2 separate regions of the Homo sapiens genome follow, and region 1 is linked to region 2. The links are chromatin contacts, found by Hi-C or POLR2A ChIA-PET in ENCODE. All regions are on one chromosome and are shown on one strand. The core of a region is the stretch at or near the end of the contact, and the rest is flanking DNA. Distances in the headings are between cores, read along the strand shown. Region 1 overlaps TBC1D1 (TBC1 domain family member 1). Region 2 has its middle 17 kb from the start of TBC1D1.

The links. Hi-C counts contacts between places; a loop is a spot of excess contacts on that map. ChIA-PET counts read pairs that join two places held with the same protein, here RNA polymerase II (POLR2A). Pooled maps may share reads with other maps.
Region 1: a loop to region 2 is called in a map of sigmoid colon, with 3 times the contacts of the local background. The contact joins two enhancer-like sites. A Hi-C loop is called at or near these places in 5 of 168 maps with a recorded cell type or tissue (ascending aorta, left ventricle myocardium superior, sigmoid colon and 2 more) and 6 of 50 pooled maps. POLR2A ChIA-PET finds 5 or more read pairs at or near these places in 2 of 52 experiments (WTC11 and activated T-cell).

The regions. Positions count from the first base shown.
Region 1 is chr4:38,018,650-38,026,286 of GRCh38, reverse strand. TBC1D1 (TBC1 domain family member 1) reads right to left here. Exons shown (of 22, transcript NM_001396959.1): 5 at 5,592-5,696; 6 at 4,569-4,701. Among named protein-coding and RNA genes, the nearest start is that of PTTG2, 62 kb to the right of the region's middle. RefSeq lists an enhancer at 4,726-5,925. Within about 2 kb of position 1,911, at least 4 of the 41 ENCODE cell types and tissues checked have a DNase peak (open chromatin) inside an H3K27ac peak, as active enhancers do.
Region 2 is chr4:37,871,108-37,877,833 of GRCh38, reverse strand. No RefSeq gene overlaps it. Among named protein-coding and RNA genes, the nearest start is that of TBC1D1, 17 kb to the left of the region's middle. RefSeq lists a silencer at 4,072-4,366. Within about 2 kb of position 2,827, at least 4 of the 41 ENCODE cell types and tissues checked have a DNase peak (open chromatin) inside an H3K27ac peak, as active enhancers do.

The sequences.
Region 1 (7,637 bases), core at 662-3,161, 150 kb before region 2:
AGAGGTGGCTGCTCCTATCACACTGTTGCAGCCATCTCTGCTTCCAGAAAGACATTCTTTTTCCCTTTTTTTTAACCCAGGAAAACCCTGAAGCCACCACAGAAATAATATTTAAGTGACTGCTACTATGCCACTTCACTTAACACTTTATGTGCATTATTCATTTCACCCTAAAATGAATATTAGAAATGGGCCTTTTTTTTTTTAAGTAATCTCAATGCCCACCTGAAGAAACTGAGGCACATCGAAGTATTTTGTCCAAGGTCATCAGCTAAGTAAGTTGCCTCCGGCAACCAAACCCTTAACTGCTCCACTGCCCTCCCTGACTAGCAGAGCCAAGTCGCCTGACACTCAGGTGGCTGCAATACAAGAGCAAGCTTAGAGGTGGGTTAAAGTGCAGGAAGGATGGCGCCTTTGTCAAAGTGCAATGCAGTCACTCTTTCAGCAAGCTGTCAGGTCACATGAAGCCAGGGAAACAGACAAGGCTTTACTGTATCAACTACTTAAATGCCGAAGCGAAACAGAGTTAAGATTTATGAATCAAATAAGCACTAAGTCATCATGCACTAAAAATCCCCCCCACATATGAAGGACATCTCTGACAGCCGAAGTATCATATTTTGGAAAAACGATATTGTTTCATGAAACATTCAGATGTGGAGAATAAACCCCAAGGCTTAAGAAGAGTTAGACTAACTCGACACTCTGCCAATCTCAGGTGAAATCACGAAATGCAGCTTATTCTTCGCTTCGGCAGCTGTGAAGCAATCCTCTGGGCAATTTCACCCTGTCTGCAGGATGCCTAATTCATGAGGTCCTTCTGGTCCCATCTCTAAATAGCCGGCCCGCCTAGGTCCGAGTTCCTCCCCCAGGGATTCTCACACAGCTAGCCCCTCCTGGGTGGTTTCTGTACACCCACTGAAAGCACCCTTCAGTTCCCCACTGAACGCATCTCCTCAGAGAGGCCCAGGTGATGCCAAAATGGCTTATGGAGGGAATGGGAAGCCAGGACCGAAGCAGAAAAGGTAACCAGCATCAAGAGAGTTTCCAAACTACAACCCCTCCTGGCTCCTCTGGTCAGTGAGGCCGCCTCCCTGGCGGTGCAGAAACGGCCCTTGTTAGAGAGAGCGGTGATGAATGACTGTGTTTTACTGAAGGAAAATTTGCTCTGAGAGCAAAAGAAAATCTCAGTTCAACTATTTTTTTTAATGAATGCTCCTCTTTTAAAATAAGCAAAATACTATATAAATACCACTGAGTTGTATATGATTCAAATACAGAACTGGGTAGAGCTGCACTTCTGATATGTTGCAATTAGAGCAGAGTGCAGCTAATCAACATCAACAGCGTTATTGATTCTATCTTATAGATTCTGGGGGATGACTTAACTACACTTACTGATTAAGAAAACATAGTCTTTTAAGTCTTTCTTTGTGTGGCCACATCACTAATCCTCTCCACAGTTTTACAGAGTTCTTGATCAGACCATATAACTTCCTGCTAGAACTACTTTTACACCAACATACAATGAGTTTTAACAAGCCACTTTATTCTACTTATTAGGAATACAATAACAAAAAGCAAGGAACCCTAAAACTGTTTATGTAATAACTAGCACTTCTTCTACTAACAATGCACTTCTTCTACACTTTTAGAAATGAGTTCCATCATGTAGGTAAAACATACCCCCACCAGACTTCTAATTGCACTATTTAAGAATGTTCTCATGTTAGTAGAGTTTTGTGCCTTGGTTGGATTTTATCAGGTGATAGATGGATCAAATGATTAATTCCAAAACGACGGCAGCAAAATCCCTACCCTGATCAAACTTTTCAGCTGTAACTTTCTCAAAACTAAGCCAGACCAAAGAAAGATTTATCAAGGGGAGCTCTGGAAGCATTCCAGTTCCTGCAGATCGTGCTCTGCTTTATCTTCAAGGCCAAAGTCACTGCTGGCTTTTTAATAAGCTCTTAAGGGGCATTTCTATCATCATTTACCTTATCTTGACAACCATTAAGGAAAGGGTTAGTGATCCTCTCAGTTGGGAACTCTAGTTAAAGCAAACATTTTCTTGTTCCCAGATATATTTTGTATAATGTCAGCAAATAGTAACAACGTGGAAAACACAGTTGAATATATTAATCATGTTTCTTCATTTTAAAGAGCACTGTAATGCTACAAATGACCCTTCCCAGACCTTAAGATGTCAATTGTTAATTTATCTCATTTAAAAAGGGAAACCAGATACCATTTCACATCTATCTCGATGGCTTTCATCAAAAACAAAACAAAACAAAAACAGAAAGTAGCAAATCTTGCGAGGACGTAAAGGAACTGGGGTCCTTACCCACTGCCAGTGGGATTGTAAAATGGTGTGGCCACTGTGGTACCATACGGCAGTTCCTCAAAAAAATTAAACATAAAATTACCACATACCCTAGCAATTTCATTTCTGGATATATAACCGAAAGAATTGAAAGCAGGAACTTCAACAGATATTTGCACGTCAGCATTCATAGCAGCATTATTAGTACAACAGTCAAAAGGGGGAAGGAACCCAAATGTCCACGGACGAGTAAATGGATCAACAAAATGTGGACACACTTTTGGAATGGAATACCATTCAGCCTTAAAAAGGAATGAAATTCAGACAACGCTACAATACACGTGAATCTGGAAAACATTATGCTAAGTGAAATAAACCAGAAACAAGAAGATAAATATTTTATGACTTTGCTTATATGAAGTTACCTAGAAACAGAACAGATGTTGCCAGAGGCTGAGAAGGAGCGGAGTTGGCATTTAATGAGCTTCAGTTTTGGAAAATGAAAAAGTTCTGGAGATGCTGGTGGTGAGGACTGTACAACAATGTGAATGGACTTAATGCCAATGAAGGGCATGCTTACAAAAAGGTTACGATGGTAAATTTTGTGTTACATATGTTTTTACTATATTTTTTTAAAAAGGAAAATTGGATCTAAATAACAATGCTTTCTTTGCAAACTTATAGCTTATAATAAATATTCCTTTTTTTTTTTTTTTTGAGACATCTCGCTCTGTTGCCCAGGCTGGAGCACAGCGGCACAATCTCGGCTCACTGCAACCTCCATCTCCCGGGCTCAAATGATTCTCCTGCCTCAGCCTCCCAAGTAGCTGGAATTACAGGCACACACCACCACACCCAGCTAATTTTTGTATTTAGTAGAAACGTATTTGAGATGTATTTGTATTTCGTAGAGACAGGGTTTCACCATGTTGCCCAGGCTGGTCTCGAACTCTTGGCCTGAAGTGATCTGCCCACCTCAGCCTCCCCAAGCGCTGGAATTACAGGTGTATAATAAACATTCTACAAACATGAGAAATGATCAAATTTTTGTTTTCTTTTCACAATAGCATGGGTTGTTTAAATCATGTGACCTCCACAAGTCACAAAAAAATTTTTAGAAATCCTCCCATAAACAGAACAAAAACACAAAATCAAGAACAGAGTGGTGAAAACTCCTTCACCTTCCAGATGCCTTCAGATAAACATATCACCACTCCCTTTCACTGTCACCTGGTTCTGTCCTCTCCCCTGGCCCCTCCCTGCAGTCACAGAGACAGAAACTCTCACTTCCTGCCTCAGGTGGACTCCCCACTCTTGTTCAAGAGGAACCCCCACCATTCCATTCGGATTCATTCGGCCCCTCTGGCCCCTTGGGCTCTGAATTCACTCAAACCCTCCAATTCTGAAAAAGACAAAGTTAGCTGCAATCCCCAGGTCTTTCTCCAGTATGGCCTTCTCCTGGAAATGGTTGGTGGCAGGTAACAGGGCTTTACCGCCTGGGGTGAATCATGGGCTCACTATACACTAGTTTATTCCTAGACATCTCTAATCCTCAATTTACTTATCTGCAATATGTGCAAAATAAATAGTCCCTTTTCCTCCCACAAATGTGATGAGGATTAAATAGATAACAGAAAGCACCTAATACACTTCCTGGCAGATCTTATTCAATACACGTTAGCTACAAATCATAACATTTATTACAGTTTCTCCCTAAGCCAGGTTTCTAGAAATACTGGTCAATACTAATAGTCACCGTTTCTTTGATTTCTTCCCATTTGCTCCTCAACTGCAACCTGTTTTCTGCTACCTCCTCTCCATCCAAACTGTACTAGCAGACGTTACTAATGACCTTGTAATGGAGAAACTGGTACAAGTTCCTTAGTTCTTATCTTTCTAGATATCTCTGCAGTGCCCAGTATGACTGACCACTCACACAACCTTGATAAACACTAGGCAACCGGTTTGGTAACCTGTTTCCCTAACTCCTCCTCCATCCTCAGAATACCTTGGAGGGAGGTGGCAGAAGGGGGTTCTGGGTTCTTATCTTTGTATCACCAGCATCCGGCACAATTCCTGACATACAGAAGACACCCACTGCACACTGAGAGTCCACCTACAATCCCTGTGACTAATACAAGCCTCTGTTAGGCAGAATCTTCCAACAGATGAGTATCATCTAAAGTTCTCCTGGGACCTTTAACTCCCACTGTGTTCATGCTGGAAAGGGTCCCCTACTCACCCTCTATCCTCTCACAGAGCTTGTGCAGGCTTTGCAGGGGGCAGCCCTCACACAGCTGGGCTGGCGCCTTAGCTGTCTGCTGCACTGCGGCCACCGTGAAGGCCTGTTTCAGGGTCATCATAATTTCATCAACCTAATCAAAGAGAAGAGAAGTTGTAGTCACCAAAAAGTCAATTTGAAATTAGCTGGGCTGAGATGTCAGAAAATCTTTGGAAAAGATTTTTTAAGCTTTAAGAGTTTTCTGTACTACTCTTCACAGGTTGACAGATAATAATTGGAATAACAGCTAGGATTACAGTCTGAAAATACTACAAGTATGCTCAAAGCTCTTAAAGCAGGTAAGGTAAATGATATGGTTTGGCTGTGTCCCCACCCAAATCTCATCTTGAATTGTAGCTCCCATAATTCCCATATGTCATGGGAGGGACCCAGTGGGAGGTAATTGAATCATGGGAGTGGGTCTTTCCTGTGCTGTTCTATGATAGTGAATAAATCTCACGAGATCTGATGGTTTTATAAAGGGCAGTTCCCCTGCACACGCTGCCCTGCCTGCTGCCATGTAAGATGTGCCTTTGCTCCTCCTTCACCTTCCGCCATGATTGTGAGGCCTCGCTGGCCATGTGGAACTATGAGTCCATTAAACCTCTTTCCTTTATAAATTACCCAGTGTCAGGTATGTCTTTATTAGCAGTGTGAGAACAGACTGATACAGTAAAAACTAAAAATACAAACTACTGAGAAAAAAGGCAAACTCCTTTGATCAGATGTCTAAAATGACATTGTAAAATGCTAGACCAGAAGGTGACACTAAACAAGTTCTTCAGAAATAAAAAATATAAAATGCACAGCCAATTAAGCTTCAGATGTGTATTAGCTGCTTACTAAATAGTCATAAGTAAATAACTAAAGACAAATAATGATATGTCAATGACCATCTGGTTTTCCCTAAGGACAGAAAAATCAGTGGAGCTAAAATTCCTTGTAAAGAAGGTTCCAAGGTAAGAATTGCTTGTCCTCTCTCACCAGAGCCTCATTTGTGCACTGAAACACGTAACAGACAAAATGAAAGCCGCCACCTCCGGAAGACTCCCGACAGATAAACCCAAAGTGGTCCACGTGTCTGATGCCCTGCCAAAGGGAGAGAACGAGATGTTCAGTTGTATCCAGAAGACGCACCATCCTCAGAAATGCACCTCAAGATTTATACAGCACAATTTATTTTACTTTTTATTATCTTTTTGAGATGGAATTTTACTCTTGTTGCCCAGGCTGGAGTACAATGGCACAATCTCAGCTCACTGCAACCTCTGTCTCCAGGGTTCAAGTGATTCTCGTGCCTCAGCCTCCTGAGTAGCTGGGATTACAGGCATGCACCACCACACCCGGCTAATTTTTGTATTTTTAGTAGATATGGTGTTTCACCATGTTGGTCTCGAACTCCTGACCTCAGGTAATCCACTCACCTCAGCCTCCCAAAGTGCTGGGATTACAGGCGTGAACCACTGCGCCTGGCCTACACAGCACAATTTTAAAAAACACTAGGAAATTACTATTTTCTCTGATATTTTAAAATTTCAAAAAGTCTAAAAACATCTCAAATAAAGTTGGTTTACTAGAATGTTCCTTTGATTACTCCCACAACAATAAGAAAAATAAGATCTGAAAATTCAAGTTTTAGTGCTCATTTTAGTATTTGTTTGTTGTTTTGTTTGAGACATAGGTATTAAAGAATAAAAACCACTCAAAAAATCAAAGGCAGACCAGAGATTCATGAAGAAACACAACTAAGCACATACACACCCAAAGGTTAAAAAAATATTTAAAATATATTTGTATTCCTAAAATAAGTAGGTAAATACTGAAGTGAACTGGAATAAAGAAAGAGTCAAAAATTACATGCACACAGAGTAGAGGAGCTTTTAAACATATTAGGCCAAGGCTCTACCATGGTATCATAAGAGCTATTTTTAATAAATATTAATATGTAAATGTGTTTTAAAATCATCAGCTATCAGAGGCACCTTAATACAGATAAAACGTCTGCCATAAATATTAATACATCAATGTATTCTGAAAGCATCATCATGCAGAGATGTGAGTGCTGATAGCTTAATGTTCAGGTAATCATATAAACTTGTAAACTACACTCTTTAGGAAATTATAAAGCTATCACACAAAAATGTAAACATTTAACATTCATATTTCAACAGAAATAGCAGCAAATCAGGATTAAAAACTCTATGGGTAATCTCACTTTCAGGCCAAATATTTTCCAATAAATGAGCAATCATTAACATGCTTTGCCATCTCAATTAATCTTCTCCAGTAGCAAGTTAAGCATAAGGCTACCACTTAAGGAAATATGATTTAGCAAAGCTTTTTCTTTGTAAATGGTTCCCTATTCAATCTGTAAAGAACATTCTTTATTTTCACATTTTGCAGAAAAGTCCCTTTTGAATATTTAAGTAGATCACATTATAAATCAACACTGACATTTTCATATTTTATCAATTATGAAAATGAAAAATCCAGAGTTTAAAAAAAAAAGCAAATATAACCTTAAGTGATCTCATATTTGTTAGGAAGATCCTGAGTAAAACTGGCACAGCTAATCTTAATTGATAGATTCTTCCAAAATCCCTCTATGAAACACCTGGAAGATTATCAAGAAAAAAGTTTTCAAGTAGACACTGTACTCTGAGATAAGCACTATCTATATTTGAAGGGAGAATACTGACAATTGGTACCTAAAAAAGTTATAAATTTTTGTAAAGTAGAAATAGATCTAATAAAAAGATATATTTGTGTGAAATGTGTAAATATATATGTCAAAGATAAGCACTATCTATATTTGAAGGGAGAATACTGACAATTGGTACCCAAAAAAGTTACAAATTTTTGTAAAGTAGAAATATATCTAATAAAAAGATATATTTGTGTGAAATGTGTAAATATATATGTGTAATATGCACAAAGACACACACATGTGCATCTGGAAGTCATGACTGTGGATTATTACTACCAATAACTGAGAAAATTAAAAGTAGATCTATTTTGTCCATTACTGTT
Region 2 (6,726 bases), core at 1,578-4,077:
GGCTCACTGCAAGCTCCGCCTCCCAGGTTCACACCATTCTCCTGCCTCAGCCTCCCGAGTAGCTGGGACTACAGGCGCCTGCCACCACCCCCGGCTAATTTTTTGTATTTTAAGTAGAGACAGGGTTTCACCGTGTTAGCCAGGATGGTCTTGATCTCCTGACCTAGTGATCCGCCTGCCTCAGCCTCCCAAAGTGCTGGGATTACAGGCGTGAGCCACTGCACCCGGCCTGGATTCTCTTTCAAGTGGCCTGTTGTTATTCATGGTGTCCTGTTCTTTCCCTTAGAGTGCCAGAAACCTGAGAGGACTGCCTACTTTATGAAAAAGGGATCTCGGATTCCCTGATACAGGATCAGAGAAGCTTGTACTTTGCTTGAGACTCTGGGTAGGGATTGAGTGGGCCAAGCTGGGGAGAGTTCATGATCAGAAATAAAAACTCCAAGCCTGTGTCACACAGAGGCAAAACATGTGATTTATGCTTACAAATTAGTGCCAGAATCCTAAGCTAATAAAAGCTACGTAAAAACACACCAGTAACTGTGTTAGTTAGAAAAGTTATAAATATCTTCTCCCAGATTGTCAATTGTCTTTTAAATGTTTATATGGTCTTGCTGTACAGAAGTTTTAAATTCTAATGTGGCTCTGTCTTTTGCTTTATGGCTTGGGCTTTTTGTGTCTTAAAAAATCTTTCTCTACCTTAATATCCTAAAGACAATCTCCTACAATTTATTCTAAAACATTTAAAGTTTGTTGCTCATATTTAGATCTTGAATTTAAATGGAATTTATTTATTTATTTTAGAGACAAGCTCTCTCTCTGTCACGAGGCTGGCGTGCAGTGGTATGATCATAGCTCACTGCAGCCTCAGCCTCCTGTGCTCAAGCGATCCTCCTGCCTCAGCTTCCTGAGTAGCTGGGATTACAGGCACATGCCACCACACCCAAATAATTTTTTTGTTTAACTTTTTGGCAGAGACAAGGTCTCACTATTTTGCGCAGGCTGGTCTCAAACTCCTGGGCTCAAGCAATCCTCCCACATCGGCCTAAAGTGCAGAGATTACAGGCATGACCTACCATGCCCGGCCTTGGGATTTTATTTTTGATGTCGTTTTGGATATGGCTTGAGGCAGGGATCTAATTCTAGCTTTTCCACTTGGATAGCTAATTGCCCCAGATTTTTGTATTCAATAGTACTTTTTCCTATAGACCTATGATGCCGTGTTTCTCTTATACCATTTTCCTTTCATATATATGCCTATTCGTTATTCTTTTCTATTGGTTTACTTGTCCATTTATTTGCCAGTTTTACTATGTCTTTATAATAAATCTTACTATTTGGTAGTATAATTTCGCTCTTCTTATTGTAAGAATTTTGAAGAGTCTGAGAATTTATTCCATTTGCAAGCTAACAATTTAGCCTGTCATGGATATAATAAAAAGATATGGGACTGGTGAGTCAGAGGCAAATGATTTTATTGCTCAGAGTACAGCAGTTAGTATAAGCTTCATGTTCACCTCATTTACCCTTGCACCCAAGTCCTATGTGTGACATGGAAGGGCTAAGAGGATGCTATATGCATCACAGTGAAGAACTCAAGTTTAGGAAACCCCACACTTGCTAGCAAATCTGCCGATCCTTTATCCAAGAGGAAGACATTTCTTCATTATCCTGGACAACAAACAAATCTGCCATTGCCCTGGAGGAGAGACACTACTTCTACCTTCCCAAGCTGTTTTCTGTAAAAACATCATTGAAAAATAGTACAGAAACACACACACACACACAAATCTGTCAATGCCTCTGCTGAGAAGATGTGCAGAAATACAAGAGACCAATGGAGAACTGCCTTCTAACATTTATTCTTTTTCTGTATTATTTTGCCTGTTTTGGCCCTTTACTCTTCTTTAGGAATATATAGATCAATTTTTATAGTTGTTTGAAGTAGCACTATGTTGCTAAATATAAATTTATAATTTAAATTCACATATGTAAGTTATTTAAGTGTGTTCTTTACAACCACATGTAAATAGTATCTTATAATTAATAATTGTTATTGTAGGTGTATAAAGCAATTTTAACAGTTTTAAAAAGACCACAAAACAAAACAAAAAGTTTTAAAAAAGCAAACAAAACAATAACAGTGACAAGAGAAACAAACTAGAAAAACGCCTGGGACCTTGCAGAAGCAAACACAAAATTGCTTTGTAATATCATTCCTGCAATGTAGGGCACGAAAAGCTCTCACAAGTTAAACAAACAAATAAAAAAACTTGCCAAAGATTAAAAACAAGAACGCTCACAAACACTAGAAAATAACTGACTCTGAGGGGCAGTCAATACGCACACCAAACTGCAGAAATAACATTTCAAGAACTTTAGGTTATAGAACAAATTGAAAGAATAAAAGAAGTATTTAGAAATTATTCAAAAACTGAAAGCAAAAACAGGAACCCTAAGAATGGATTTCGGCACTAATAGAAAAGAAAAGGAAGATCTGAAAACAGAGTGAATAGAACTTTTAGGAGTTCGTAAAAAGTCACTGAAATTCAAAACTCCCAAGAAAAGTTAGCAGATTAGAAGGAGCTACAGAGGCTGGGTGCTGTGGCTCATGCCTGTAATCCCAGTACTTTGGGAGGTGGAGGCGGGAGGATCACTTGAGGTCAGGAGATTGAGACCATCTTGGCCAACATGGTGAAACCCTGTTTCTACTAAAATACAAAAAATTAGCTGGGCATGGTGGCGCACGCCTATAGTCCCAGCTACTTGGGTGGTGAGGCAGAGGAATCGCTTGAAACCAGGAGGCGGAGGTTGCAGTGAGCCGAGATTGCGCCACTGCACTCCAGCCAGGCAACAGAGCGAGATTCCATCTCAAAAAAAAAAAAAAAAAAGAGAGAGAGTAGTAAACTAGAAGACTGCTCCGATGGAGTTGCCAAGAAAGTAGCACAGAGACAAAGAAGTGGAAAATCATAAATATGTGCCTAATAAAACTGCAAAACACCGAAGACTAAAGTCTTAAAGGCAATCACAGTGATCAAAACATACAGCCTCACTTATGTGAAGTTCAAGATCAGGCAAAACTGATCTATCTGTTAGCTGTCAGAATAGTGGTTATTTCTGGTGATTAAGGGGAGGGTTCCAACTGGGAAGAGGCATAGGGTATCCTTTGAGATATTGAGATTGTTTTATGTCTTCCTGGTTACATGCTCTATAAGTATGTAAAAAGTCACTGAGCTGTACATGCAAGATTTTGTGCACTTTATTATATGTATATTATAGATCAATAAAGATACTTTTTAAAAAAGTAATCAGAACAAAAGAAAGACTACCTATAAAGGTATAACAGCTGGATTAGCAACCCACTTTGGTCAGAAACAAGAAAGTCCAGAATGTTATCCAATAGTAACTTCAAAATGCCATGGAAAATAAACATCAACTTAGGTCCTTTACCTAACAGAACTGTTATTAGGTGACTAAAGACATTTTCAGACCAAGATTAAAACAACGTCAACAGATTGGTGAATCTACATAAGCATTAACCTTCAAAAATTGTAATTATAGGCCAGGTGCAGTGGCTCATGCCTGTAGTCCCAGCACTTTGGGAGGCCAAGGCGGAAGGGTCCCTTGAGCCCAGGAATTTGAGACCAGCCTGAGCAACAAAATACAAAAATAAGCCAGACCTAATGGCGTGTGCACATAGTCCCAGCTACTTGGGAGGCTGAGGTGAGAGGATTGCTTGAGTTTCAGAGGTAGAGGCTGCAGTGAGCTGTGATCATGCCACTGCACTCCAGCCTGTGTGACAGAAGGAAACCCTGTCTCAAAATTTTTTTAATAATTTTAAAGGGTTTTTGGATTATCCTGCATGCAACATGTGCGTGTGCACACACATACACACCCACACACACTCAACAGAGAGAGAGAGAGCTGTGAAATGATGCATGGCAAGATTATTCACGGCAGCACTGTTTGAAACAGCATAAATTAGAACCAACCTCAATATTCATCAACAAGGGAACAGATTAAATAGATTATATTACACCCATATACTGGAATACCATTTAGCCATTAAAAACAACAAAATATATTTTTGAGTATGATATACAATAAATGTATTTCTATATGAGTTAGATTTTCTGCATTAACAACTGCAAAATCCCAGTGGGTTATAACAATGAATTTCTCATACACTCCATCTACACAGGAGGAGAAAGTGAGTCATTGCAAACATCAAACATGATTTCACAATTGCTAGGTTAAACAACTAGAGTGAAGAACAGTGTGTACAGTGTCCTACCACTTGGATAAAAGAAATCAAGCCAAAATAATTCATCATATAATTGTTTTACATATAAGATCTCTGGAAGAATACACATGAAACTGGCAAAGATGTCTGCCTTAGTGCATGGGAACTAGGTGGCTGCACTAGGGATACGCTGGACTTATTTCACTGTTTACCCTTTGCACTTTTTGAACTTTATGCCACTTGAATGTATTATCTAAGAAAAAATTAAATTTCCTGTATTTTTTGGGTGGAGGCTAGAGATAACAACTTTAGACTTGATCCAGCAAGTACAGATGTTAAGATTTTAAGAGTAATCACAGAAAGAATTGGAATTGAGTATACCACTAAAATGGCACAGGAAACAGGGGTAAAAATACTCTCTTGGGCATGTAAAATATATATATATTTAAAAGTCATTTGTGTTTTTCTTAAACTATCTTTGAATCTCATTAGACTCTTTTTCTATTAGGTTATTACTCTTTTTTTTTGGCATTGATATCTAGGGTCTCCTTTTACATTAGGGAGATAAGCCCTTTGTTTGTGACACAGTTGCAAATATTTTTTCCTAGTTTGTTGCAGAGGATTTTATTGAATGTAGGCGAATTTTTCAGTCTTTAAAAAAATAACTTGAGTCATAGTTAGAAAGCCTTTCCCTCTTTAAGATTATAAAAGAATTATCTAATATTGTCTTTCAATACTTCCTGTATGAGTCTCATTTTTTCTCCAGCAAACTTTTATGTAGGCAGGAACAATAATGAGTACAACTGCATGTCTTTTATGTGGCCTAATATCTCCTGTGTGTTTTCACCAGTAGAGAATCCATTTCTACTGATGATCTTAAATTTTTCCCTAATCACTGATTAGTGTCCTCTATAATCTAAGGCAACTGAAACAAAAATGGTTTTCACAATGATTTTGAAAAAATAATTTGATTTTATTCCCATTATAGAGGAAGAAATTAAAGTTTAGAGATGTTAGAAAACTTGTTCAGTATTACATAGAAAGTAGTGGTATTGGAATTGAAACTGAAACTCAGGCTGAAATCTTAACTCCTACAGGTTGTGATGGGCACAACCTAGAAATGATATTTCTTTGCAGCTTTATTGAGGTATAACTGACAAATTGTATAAATGTAAGATATATAATGTGATGAGTTTTATACAAATACATTGTGAAATGATTACCACAATCAAGTCAGTTAACACACACTGATCACTGTATCTAGTTACCATTTTGTGTGATAACATTTGAGAGCTACTCTGTTAGCAAATTTCAAGTATACAATACAGTATTGTTAACCATAGTTGCCATGTGCTACATTAGACCCCCAGAACTTGTTCATCTTATAAGTGAAAGTGTGTACCCTTTGAACAACATCTTCCCAATCCCTTCATGGCCCAGCTTCTGGTAACCACCGTTCTACGCTCTGCTTCTATGAGTTTGACTTTTTTTAGATTCCACATTTGAGATCACGCAGTATTTGACTTTCTGTGTCTGGCTTATTTCACTTAGGATAATGTCCTCCAGGTTCATCCATGTTGTCACAAATGGCAGGATTTCCTTCTTTTTTTGTTGTTCTTTTTTTTTGAGACGGAGTCTCGCTCTGTTGCCCAGGCTGGAGTGCAGTGGCGTGATCTCGGCTCACTGCAAGCTCCGCCTCCCGGGTTCACGCCATTCTCCTGCCTCAGCCTCCTGAGTAGCTGGGACTACAGGCACCTGCCACCACGCCCGGCTAATTTTTTATATTTTTAGTAGAGATGGGGTTTCACCGTGTTAGCCAGGATGGTCTCGATCTCCTGACCTCGTGATCCACCAGCCTTGGCCTCCCAAAGTGCTGGGATTACAGGCGTGAGCCACCGCGCCCGGCCGATTTCCTACTTTTTTTAAGGCTGAATAGTATATCACAGTATCTCTATCCATCATTCATCAGCGCTTAGGTTCTGCCTTGTCTTGGCTGCTGTGAATAATGCTACAGTGAACACGGAGTGCAGATATCTCTTTAAGATAGTAATTTCATTTTCTTCGAATATATACCCAGAAATGGAATTCCTGGATCATATGGTAATTCGATTTTTAATTTTTTGAGGAGCCTTCATACTGTTTTCCATAATGGCTGTGCCAATTTACATTCCCACCAACAGTGTACAAGGGTTCCCTTTTCTCCACACTCTCACCAACACTTGTTACCTCTTCTTGTCTTTTTGATAATAACCATCCTAACAGGTGTGAAATAATACCTCATTGTGGTTTTGAGTTTTGCTGATGGTTAGTGACACTGAGCACCTTGTCATATAGCTGTTGGTCATTTGTATGTATCTGGAGAAATGTCTATGCAATTATTTGACCATAAAAAAGAATGAAATTATGTTATTTGCAGCAACATGAATGGAACTGGAGGTCATGTTAAATGAAATAAGCCAGGCACAGAAAGACAAATATCACATGTA